Linked DNA regions of Homo sapiens: region 2 is linked to region 1. A link is a contact called in ENCODE Hi-C data. All regions are on one chromosome and are shown on one strand. Each heading gives the region's core, a stretch centred on a gene start or an enhancer-like site at or near the end of the contact. The rest is flanking DNA. Distances are from core to core; before and after follow the strand shown. Region 1 overlaps MED12L (mediator complex subunit 12L). Region 2 overlaps MED12L (mediator complex subunit 12L).

Region 1 (5,714 bases), core at 342-2,841:
ACCCTAAAGATGCAGCTGCCTCCGTGCTCACACTCATCCCAAACAGAGAGATGCCAAGAGGAAGGAAGTGGTCTGAGGCCTCTGAAAAGCAAAGAGAGCAACTCCTCCTCCAGCTGCTCAGAGGTGAGGTCACAAGTGACAGGCTCAGTGAGCATGTGGAAACCAGGGGTCCCACTGTCCACATAACGACTCCTTTGTGTGGATGTCAGGATTTGCCACCTCCATCACCCAGACTAGAAATGGCTCTGAAACACTAAACAAGCAAATAAGTGAGTACATGTTGTAGAAGACATGTACCAGGAATTGAAAAGTGACAAGCATCTGAGTGAATATGGCCAGCAGACACACTGCCTGGCTGCACAGTATTTTAAAATCAGGAAAGTTTACATGCAGATCTTGACATCCAGCTTCTCTTGAAATGTTGGATGATCAGGGAACAGTGGATCCCAAGCAGAATCTAAGAATTTGAGAGGCTTCCCTCTTCAGACAGGGTCTGCCCACTTCCCAGACACCTCAACCCCCACCACCTCCAGGCTGCCTTATACATAGCATCCCCCGACTCATTCCCACTACCTGCCTGGCCACTGTGGGACATGAGCCCTGACCTCAGTATTACCATCTTTATATCTCACACTACTCTGAATGGAAAACTAAGCAGCACAGATCTAGAATAAGGAAACACTCAGGTTTTTGAGATTTTTATTTTCACCTCCCTTGCCATTATACCCAAAAGCCCAGACACAGAAACAGTGGCCAAGGAAATGGGGCGGTAAAGGGCAACAGGGAGGGAGAGTAAAGAATTAGCACATTCCAGGCCAGGTGCAGTGGCTCACGCCTGTAATTCTAGCACTTTGGGAGGCTGAGGTGGGTGGATCACGAGGTCAAGAGTTCAAGAACAGCCTGGCCAACATGGTGAAACCCCATCTCTACTAAAAATAGAAAAATTAGCCGGGCATGGTGGCAGGCGCCTATTAATCCCAGCTACTCGGGAGGCTGAGGCAGAGAATGGCTTGAACTCAGGAGGCAGAGGTTACAGTGAGCCAAGATCACGCCACTGCACTCCAGCCTAGGTGACAGAGCAAGACTCCATCTCAAAAAAAAAAAAAAAAGAAAAAGAAAAAAAGAAATAGTGCATTCCATGTGGAATCAGTGAAGGCACACCACATAGCCTGGCACACCCCAATGTGGGCACAGAATCAGCTCCTACTCCCACTCTCATGACCACAGTCCAACCACAAGGCAGGGCCCAGGCCTCGGATGCCTTCATCCCATGCACTGCAGTTTTCAACAGGCTTTCACCAATACTGAAACTGATTACACACACAAACTTCTCCCATTTAGACAGAAGTTCTCCCCTCCCTACAAGGAAGTAGAGAGGACTGCATTTCCCTGTCGCAGTTCCAGAGAAAAGGGAATTAAGGAATCAAGGAGGGTGAAATTCAGGTTTTCCCAACAGATGTGAAGAAGCAGGCTATGCAACCTGGGGCCTAGGCCTACCTAGACACGACTTCTAGTAACAGCAAACCTCCAACCTATTGCAACTACAGAAGTTGATCATGTTTTATCTATCGTGCTATCTAAATCCTGAATGAATTATGAAAACAAAAAAGGGGAAGTATATTTTAAAGAAGTGAGACCAATTTCTGAATCCTAACCACACGTAACTCCTTATCAGAGAACAGCATCATCACATTAGTTCTTCCAGTATAATACTAATAATTGCTATATTATTATTGTTAACAATTTTTAAAACATATTTGTATAGTGCCTTATAATTCTCAAAGTGTTCATGTTTCCTTAGAGAAAAAAAGGGCAAGTACTCTATGCCTACTTAACCAGGAAGGGCACTATTGCACAAAGCCTTGAGTAACTTACTCAAGATCACCAGCTGATCAGTTAACATGATGCTGCAGCACATGCATGAATTCCAGAAATACGCAAAGTGACTCTGCAGTCAAGAAAACAGGGCTGGGCACGGTGGCTCATGCCTGTAATCCCAGCACTTTAGGAGGCCAAGGCGGGTGGATCACTTGAGGCCAAGAATTAGAGACCAGCCTGGCCAACATGGTGAAACCCAATCTATACTAAAAATATAAAAATATTAACCGGGCGTGACGGCAGGGCACCTGTAATTCCAGCTACTTGGAAGGCTGAGGCAGGAGAATTGCTTGAACCCAGGAAGTGGAGGTTGCAGTGAGCCAAGATCACGCCACTGCACTCCAGCCTGGGAGACAGACAGAGACTCCGTCTCAAAAAAAAAAAAACAAAAAAAAAAAAAAACAAAGAAAAAGAAAACAGTAACCCCTGTTAAGGAGTAAATAGAGAGATAAAACTTGATTACATATACATATATACCTTGATGCATATACCATACATACAGATACCAACGACATATTTTAAAAATTAATTTAGTCCAGGCACACTGGCTCACACCTCCCAGCACTTTGAGAGTCCAAGGCAGATGGATCACTTGAGGCAAGGAGTTTGAGACCAGCCTGACTACAAATAGAAAAATTAGCTGGACACAGTAGTATGTACCTATAATCCCAGCTACTGGGGAGGCTGAGGCATGAAAATTGTTTGAACCTGAGAGGCAGAGGTTGCAGGGAGCCAAGACAGTACCACTGCACTCTAGCCTGGGCAACAGACTGAGACTGTCTTGGAAAAATACTAATAATAATTTAATGTTAAGTATTACAGAAGGATCCATCTATTTTGTTATCCTTTTTGCCAGACTATTAAGAAAAGGTGACCAATCTGAATTATGGGTTGAAAACGTAGTTTTCATCAAGTCTTTCTGAAGTTGAGTCAACATTCAAAATAATTACTGCTAAATGGGGCAACACTGATGGCCCTTCCAGAAATGTGCGTGCCTAGAGCCTCCAGGACTCTCAGTCCTGAGCACATGTCGCCCTCTGGTGGCACGCACCTCTCTGAATCCTGGAGAAGTCACTCAGGTAGGGGAAGCTTCCGGCAGTGATTTCCAAACATTTCCCACACACCCTCTCAGCTCAAAGAGTTTTTTTAGTAAAAACTTTCAACACACACTTATTTATAACTTCTATACCTATACGATCATAATAATTACATTCATTTCCAGAGACAAAAGAAGCTTTTGAAAATTATAATCTGAACAGAAGTTCTAATAACCTTCTTGCACCCTAATGGCTCATTGCAAGCACCCACTCCGGAGATATCTGTGATTTACAAAGAACCTCACAGTGTGATTTCATTCAGAAAGATTGCAACATAATTTCTGCCCTTGAATTTTTTTGAAAAAACACCCCTATTTTTTTCTTGAGAGTGCTGTAACTTAAGTGTCTGCAGGTGAATGGGGCAATAATCCTGAAGTTAGCCAGTGCATACACTCTGAAGGTATATAGTCAGGCTAACCACAAAACTAAGGTGGTTATGATAATCTTGGTAAAACCCTCACCAGGAAACAATGTAGCTTTTACTCAATACTTAGTGCAAGAAGCTAAACAATCCAAGATCCCCCTGAATTTTGGGTATCCCTACTTTCCTTCCAGATAACTCACCTATATGTATTAAAAATCTTAGTATTCATGAAGTCTTTTATCTAAGAAAGTCTTTACTAAAAACACACTTTAAGGTTTCCACCCAAAAAGAGCACGTAGCACTCTAACTTGCCTCAGTAAGCAGAGGATTATATCAGCATGCTCCACTGAAGTAGGGAGGCATTGCTACTGAACTCGCGATGAATTTAAAAAGCACACTCAATCAGTCCCTTGCTCTCAACGTTCTGAATGATCCTAGCTGGCACCATTAGTCTTGAACCATATCTTTGAGAAGCAGGGTGATCAATCAAAAATTATTCCAAAAAGAATAATAATCTGGAATATGTATCAGGCTCACATAAAGGTAAGAGAAGGAAAGGTTTTTGATGGTGGTTGTTGTTGCTGTTTCATCTTTTCTTTCCACATATGCATTCCCAAAAGCCAGTTGAAATATCAAAGATGCTTGCCATCAGCTAACTAAGGTATTGAAGGTGTCTTAAAACTTAACTCTGCAGTCCTAGTGCCTAGCACAGGCTGGATATTATCATCGGCAGTTTTCATTGTGAAAAGAAGACAAACTTTTTATTTCTCCCCAAATAAGGCTGAGGAAAAAAACAACTGAATATCCTAGTTTTGGGGCAATTCATTCATGAAACAATCTATTGCTAGATATGTGTGAGATAAAAATTATCTGTGATTATCAATTTTAGATATTAACTTGGCTAAGCTATTGTATCCAGTTGTTTGGTCAAACACCAGTCTAGTTGTTGCTAAAAAGATTTTTTTAAGATGTGATTAAGATTTAAATCAACAGACTTTGAGTAAAGCAGATTATGTTCTATAATGTGTGTGAGCCTAATCTAGCCCATAGAAAGTCTTAAAAGACTAAGGTCCCGGCCGGGTGCGGTGGCTCAGGCCTGTAATCCCAGCACTTTGGGAGGCTGAGGCAGGCGAATCAGGAGATCAGGATTCAAGATCAGCATGGCCAACATGGTGAAACCCCATCTCTACTAAAAATACAAAAAATTAGCTGAGCATAGTGGTGGGTGCCTGTAATCCCAGCTACTCGGGAGGCTGAGGCAGGAAAATCACTTGAACCCAGGAGGCAGAGGTTGCAGTGAGCCGAGATTGCACCACTGCACTCCAGCCCAGGTGACAGTGTGAGACTCTGTCTTTAAAAAAAAAAAAAAGACTGAGGTCCCCAGAGGAAGAAAGAATTCTGCCTCCAGACTGCCTATGGACTCAAGACCGCCACATCAGTTCTTCCTTGAGTCTCCAGCCTGCCCTGAATATCTCAAATTTGCCAGCCCCATAATCATGTGAGCCAATTCCTTAAAATAAATACCCCTCTCTTTTCTCCCCCCCTTTCTCTCTCTAGGTAGATATAAACATATATGTACGCATACACATATATATACATACACTTAACACACACTTTTTTTCTATTGGTTCTATTTCTCTGTAGAACCCTAACACATTGTCTAAGGATTTTTGAAAGATCATGACCACGGGTATTCATGCACTGCCCTCTGCTGTGCTAAATGTTAACATACATTCCCCCAAGTTAAAGCCAACCCACCATATTAAGTCCAATCACTAAATGAAGGATATTCTTCTAAAACTAAAATTGGAAAGTGATGGTAAAAGGGCCAAGAAAAATCTTGCCCGTCAATATATCAATATTCCTAGGTAGATAAGCCCCACTGACATTTCATTTTAATAATGGTAGGTAATCTTAGTCCAACAATAGAATGATTTCAAGTGTGTATGTCTTCATAAGATACTACACTTCATAGAAAAGGTTTCGCCAGAGTTTCCTGAATGAGAAAGAAGAAAAAAACACTATGAAAATAAAAGGTGAAAAGAATTAAAAAAAAATTAACTACCTCTTGGTTATCTTTGTTTTGGTTTGCCCAGAAAATCTTATGATAAAGTGTCTCCATGGAATTGCTGGAATCAGTTCGGTCAAAACAGTGACGATCCAAAACTTCCAACGTGTGCAAAACCCGACTAATAGTCACCCCTATAGGCAGAAATTAAACAAGTGGTTAATGAGGCCAAAAATAACACAGTTATAACACAGTACAAAATCACCATTCTATGTGAGGCAAAAGAATTTTTTTTTAATTATCATTCTTGGCATATGTTATCAAACAATCATCAACAAAACCAAACTTGACATTCTAGACAGCCAGG
Region 2 (6,254 bases), core at 532-3,031, 260 kb before region 1:
AAAAATGTTTTAATAACTGCATTTAAAAATAAATGCAGGCTCACTTTTCCACATGTAAAAAGCAATGTAATACCTGCACATCATAAAATGTGAAAAGGGGGTTATTTTTGTCCAAATACACCCATTAAAAAGGTTTTAAAAATACAATGAAACTTCTTTATAACTTTAAAATCTAGCTCAGGCACCCCTGGTTTGGAGCTGTTTATAAGGAAATTTTTCTGAGCAGGAATCGTTGCTCTATAAGCATTTCATTTCATTAATTCTTTATGGGATGGGAAAATGCTTGGGAGGGTCTAGGTCTATTATATATAATGAAGTTTCACTGTATTTAAAATCTGATCAATCCTACACAAAATGTGTTTTTGTAATTCACTGAATTTATATTACATGCTTAATTCAACCTGAATTAATTTGGGGAATATTAAATGATTGATCTTATCTAAATCTAGGGGTGGGGTTTTCCAGTGTAATTTCTCCAGCATCTATTCAAACATTCACCTAGTACTTACTTAAGAATTATAGGAGCTTTATAAATGGGAAAAAAATGCCATAGGTCTTAGATATCTCAGTGCACAAAACCGAGAATTACTAATAAGTTAGCCCCTGCCAATCATTTGAGACATGTGGAATAGCGCCCTTGGGTTTTCATCACACTGACTTTCAGTTAGCCCCATCTCAGCCTAAAATGTGACCTGGTTGCAACTTATGTCTGATGTTAGTACCCTGTGGCTGGAAGTGGTCAAAGCTACGCATTGATCTCCTCTACTTCCAGGCCAAGAAGGGTAAATGCAATGACTGACAAATGCAACCCTATTAAGAAAAAGCCTACAGTGTAAACAAGAGAGTCTATGGGCTTCTTATATCCAAGAACTGTGATTGATTGATAGGTATAGCTGACTCCATTTGATTTCAAGGTCTTGTCTTTAAGGGGAGCTGGGGTCTCGCTCCATCTTATTCTAAGGTAATTTCCTCTGGTAAGGTAAAGTACCAGGTTCTGCCACAGGGCTTTACCTTGTGACCATCTTAATGCAAAAGAATGCATTTGCAAGAAAAGAAAAAAAAAAAAAAAAAAAAGAAACCTCTCAAGATACAGAATTAACAGGGAGAAAATCTGAAGACTAAAGTAATTCTAGTTATTTTCTTTATAATGCGCAGGGGTAAAACAGCATTCCTCAACTTTCAATAGAATCGTGGAATTAATTAGAGTCGTAGCATAACTTCCTCACCTAAAAAAAGAAAAAAGATATGCCCCACAGCTTTCATGTGCAAAATGATTAATAATTTAACTCACCTCTGCAAAGTATAAAGTGCATACAAATGCTATGCAATTATAACACTCATTCTTAAAACAGTATTACTGTTGTTTGCAATGCTGAGCTACAAAATATATGGTTCAAACTGAACTGGCAAAGAAATTTGGAAAGAAATAATGATGGAACATGACTCACTCACTAGGCACAACATTCACATTTCGGTTGATTTGCCAATGCAGTCATTATATAGATATATTACTTTGAAGAAAACAACTTCATTAGCTTATCTAAGTATGTTTCTTGAGAGGAAAAAATCTGATATACAAAACCAGCAAAAATGTGTACAGATAGATGATACATCTTCTGAAAGCAGATAGACTATTAATTTAGTGAAAAGAATAGTTTTTAATGTTTTGGCAAAGTCTTTTCCAGCCCAGAGTAAACACAAAATGGGCAGGCTGGAGTGAAATATTTTCACAGTGTACAAAGCAGTTCACATGGATGTTGCCACAGCAAAGTAAGCTGACATGTATTTGAGGTCATTTGCATGAGTCAAACTTTGCAATGAGTAACTCACCCAGGAAGATATAAATTATTTATAGATAATGATTTGCAAAAGAAAATGTCTACTAAAGTTGTACTAGCTACATTTTAAAAAAAGTAGATTTACATGGTCTGCTCATTATAGACAAGTCTATTCACAGTATGCTTGACTATATTATATGTAAAATCATATGGCAAAAGAAAATGAAATAACAGAGAACATGGGAAAATATCCCCCACATATGTTTTAAAATGCCCTGCAATTTTCACATTCAAAATTTTATGCATCTAAATCTAAAAAAATATTATATAGAATACTCTTAAGTTACACAAACTGATAATTTACTGGTTTCTTTTTTACTCTAATAGGAGCAAATTACCACATACTTGAACAAAGTTAAAATAGTTACTATTTCTTTATAATAAATTTGATGTATAATTTACTTGTGCTTTTTGCACCAATTTATAAATACAGTATATGCAATACACAACCAAGACTGACACTGACAGTAATAATTAAATTCAAAAGAGCAAATACTTACCATACAAAATAAACAGCAAATACACCTTTTATGAAAACCAGAGCCTTCTGGACTTTGGGGCCAGATTCTCTGGAAACCATGTCAAGTGTGAGCACTGGAATCTCAAGCCAGCTACTGGATTTTTTTTTCCCCTTAAGGTGGCATAAGGTTCAGGAGAACCAAAACTGGCAATAAATAGTTGGACGATTCCACTGCAGTTCTTTCAGGCCTTTAGGATTTACATGTTGTACCTTCACAATGACTCTCATCAATGATCTTGCCTCAAAACAAATTTGAGTACAGCTACTTCTAACAGGTTTCCGCACATCTTAGGGCGGCTCTCAAAGAAACCTTGGTTTAGGTTCTTGGTTTAAGAAGTTTAAGTACGAAGCAACAATCTGTTTCAGCACCTTTTGACCACAACAAAAGCAAAGAAGAGTCCTACATAAATAAGAACAAAGTTTATAAAGTGCTTATGAGATTACAAACATTTCAAATTAGAGCGATGCAAATAAATGTCCGTTTCACCATCACAGGTGAATGCAGAATAAACAGGCCATGTTTCTGTCAAGATCTGACATGCCTTTCAAATCAGTAGTTTGGTCCAGCACAGTTTGGAAAATAAAATTAAAAAAAAAAAAACAACGTCATCATTAATGAATGAAATACATAAATACCTTAGATCCATCATAATCCATTCTTTCTAGAAATGTGAGATTCAAAAAAAGCACCAATTTCAAAAGGTCTGCTAGCACACTCTTCCGGGAGTAGGCCTGCCTGCATGATTCACATTTGTAAACCTACTTTAAAGGTGAATTCAACAAAATCAAACCACAACTTCTCCTTGGCTTTTTGTTTAAACACCTTTTTTTTTTTTTGTGAGATGTAGCATAAAATATAGTAAAATGTCAAAGAAATGAAAAAAAGGGACATTTTTAAGATGACTAATGCATTAAATTTGATTTTCTGTTTTTCAGTGCAAACATAAAACGTCATGTCTTCTCCTCTTGCAGATTCAGAAGTGTGAAGGATGCCCATACGGAGTCACTCCTTGCTGTGGCTGGTTGCCTAAGGAGAAAAATAAATTGAACCAAAATTACAGACACAAAACTATTGCACAGATGGATGCTACCCTCTTGTCACTGCTCTCAGTACCAGCTGCAGGTACAGGGAAACAGAATGGCCGGAGAGTACTATCCTTGCCCTGAAAAACCCTTGTGGTGGGATTCAAGTACCACCCTGCAGAGGGGACACCTTTATTCACAGTCCACACTTGCCAATGCAAGGCCGCAGGATTTAGGTTACTGGCCCATCCAGAGTGTCTCCCTCTGAACTAAACTACTTGGTATTAACTTTCAAAAGGAATACAGTAAAAGTTTCATAAAACATTGAAAGTTCTCAAAATGCTTATGAAAGTCAGCAATTCTACTTTAACACATAATTGGTAAGAAAAAATTAGATTGGAACTGGGCAATTTTCTGCAAATAGCCATAAGGTATGTACAACAGAACTGTGCAAGAGTATATGCAGGTGCAAGACTGTCCGTGTGTGATGACTCAAGCGTGTGCCTATGTAGACATGCATGCCTGCACATGCATACAGAAACAAGGAATGGTCAGTAGATACCAAAAAATGACATGGGCTTAGAAACAGCTACTGCTTGTTTAACTCTGGAGTATTCAAATCCGGAGGCCCCATTCACATGGGCCATGCTATCAAAGGAGCCCTCTGGAGTTGTGTGGTGAGCAGCTCAGTTTAGTCACCACCCTTCAACAATGGAGTGTGGCATAACTGCTTATCAGGCAGCTGAGTATATACTGTGGTTAGGAGGTGGGCTCTGGAAGGAATGCTTCTGAGCTCAAGCCTCAGCTCTATTAGCTGAAAAACCTTGGGCAAATTAGTCAATGTTCCCGTTCTTCAGTTGCTTCCTCATCTGTAATGTGGGAACAGTAATAATACATAATCTCACAGGGTGGGTTAAAAATAAAGTAAATCAATACATGGAAAGTCCTAGTGCCTGGGTCCTAGAGAGTCCTCCATAAATGATGGCTTTAACAAAAAGCTGAGCTCTGGTAGACAGGAACTAAGAGTAGATATCTTTCCCCAAACAGATGCCACTTTATAAAAATCATAGTTACCTATTTCTAAACACTAGAAGAAAAAATCTGCCTTAAGATTGTATTTTCTATAAGAATAAGGATTCTGGAATTAGTGAAACATAATGAGATTTTAATTACAAATGTGTTTTAATAGACCAGATCTATTAAACAGTAAACAGTAGCTAGAAATGAAGATTTACTTGATTTAACTGACATTAAATGAGGCCATAAGAGGAAAATATTTTTAAAGAAGAAAAAAAATTTTGGGTATCCACTGGTAGAGACAGACACTAAGGTGTAAGAGGGATATCCCTCTGTCAGAAAATCAACTCACACAGCAGCCAGGCAGAAAATTAAGACTAAAACCAAGCTGCCCCTCAGTAATTACATGACCTGTTTCCTTATGTCTCAGCAGGCTACCAGACCTGCACCACTGCCTTCACCACAAACTAGTCTTCCCTCTGGTACCTCACAAGTACATAATCCAAGACCAAGAAGAAACTGCTAGTCTCACTCATTGCACGGATGGAAAAACTACACAATCCAGATAATGGCAGCCAAGCTGACACCAAAATTTACGTCTTCTGACTTCCAGGCTAATATTCTTTGCATCACAGGGAGCTTGCTCCCATTTCTAAAAGGATTTTCCGTCCTATGACACCCGCCCAGGGGTGATTCAATTCATGGGAGCACACTGCTGGCATTGAGATGAGGTATGATGAAATGGGCTATTGGTAAATTCTCTAGAAAGGCAGCACATTAAACAAAACAAAACAAAACAAAAACACCACACCAGCACTACAGGCAAGATTACTAGGGAGAAAACACTGTCTCGATCATGCTGTGTATGATGTTATAGGTTTTGATTTATGAGTCACTATCAGAAGGGTAGGATGGTGCAGTGGTAAGAACATTCACAGTCTGACAGTTTAGTGCTGGCCTCCCTGTATCTGAAGATCTTCGGGAGGCCAGCTAACTTTATTCATCTGTATAATTAAGGGCATTAGCTGATGCTCCCTGAACTCTCCAGCTTTAAACAAAGGACACCTTTGATTCCATAGGAGTCCCCCCAATGAGAAGAAATATTTCTAGATTCTGGTGGAAGCAAAAAGAAAGTATCTTCACTGAATTTGAGAAAAATTGGGGCTTTCCCAGGAAAGGAAGCATTCAAGCCAAAACCAAACGAAGACAGAATGAAAATACCTTGGGCTAAACCAAATAACATGAACATTGTACTGAGGAAGATGGTACCATCTTGGGAGAGCCGCCACTTTACGTTTCGCTGGCTTATTTTTAATTTTCCGGGAGCTGTCTGTTCCATGACACACAGGGGTACTTACTGGAAAGCTGCTTCTGGAGCTGCCGCACCAAGGCGGCCGTCTGCTGCTGCTGCTGGGTCTGCTGCAAGCCTTGCCTGGGAAACTGTAATGGCGACAGGAGAAAGGACAGAAATCATTCCATGGTGCCAATCACAGACAAGAACAGAGACTAACTCGCAGGGCCAGTCTGTAAGGTACTTCTCAACACTTCACGAAAAAAGGGCTATGACAACTGTGTGTGGATTAATTTTCATCTACACCTTGTTGTGCATCTGGTGAACATCTGAAGTACCCCATCTATTCAGGAACCCAAGCTCCAGGTTATTAGTTGGCATTTATTTGAAGAGCCCCAATGAAGAACTCCACACTACAGACGTAGCTCAGCAGCTCAAAGATCCTGGTCATCTCACCCTTCACCAGCTAGCTCATGAGTATCATGATATTAATACTGGCAAAATGAAAGCTCTCTGGTTGGAAGATTTGTTCAAGGACTACAGGTTGTGCCTTGCACAAATGGGA

What was found. Hi-C counts contacts between places; a loop is a spot of excess contacts on that map. Pooled maps may share reads with other maps.
Region 2: a loop to region 1 is called in a map of mammary epithelial cell, with 4 times the contacts of the local background. The contact joins two enhancer-like sites. A Hi-C loop is called at or near these places in 4 of 168 maps with a recorded cell type or tissue (IMR-90, PC-3, PC-9 and 1 more) and 11 of 50 pooled maps.

Annotation. Positions count from the first base shown.
Region 1 is chr3:151,165,673-151,171,386 of GRCh38, reverse strand. MED12L (mediator complex subunit 12L) reads right to left here. Exons shown (of 45, transcript NM_001393769.1): 11 at 5,405-5,541. Among named protein-coding and RNA genes, the nearest start is that of GPR171, 35 kb to the left of the region's middle. Within about 2 kb of position 1,591, at least 14 of the 41 ENCODE cell types and tissues checked have a DNase peak (open chromatin) inside an H3K27ac peak, as active enhancers do.
Region 2 is chr3:151,429,883-151,436,136 of GRCh38, reverse strand. It overlaps MED12L (mediator complex subunit 12L), which reads right to left. Exons shown (of 45, transcript NM_001393769.1): 44 at 5,757-5,838; 45 at 1-3,385. The coding sequence ends at 3,333. It also overlaps a transcript of IGSF10 not described here. Among named protein-coding and RNA genes, the nearest start is that of IGSF10, 28 kb to the left of the region's middle. Within about 2 kb of position 1,781, at least 2 of the 41 ENCODE cell types and tissues checked have a DNase peak (open chromatin) inside an H3K27ac peak, as active enhancers do.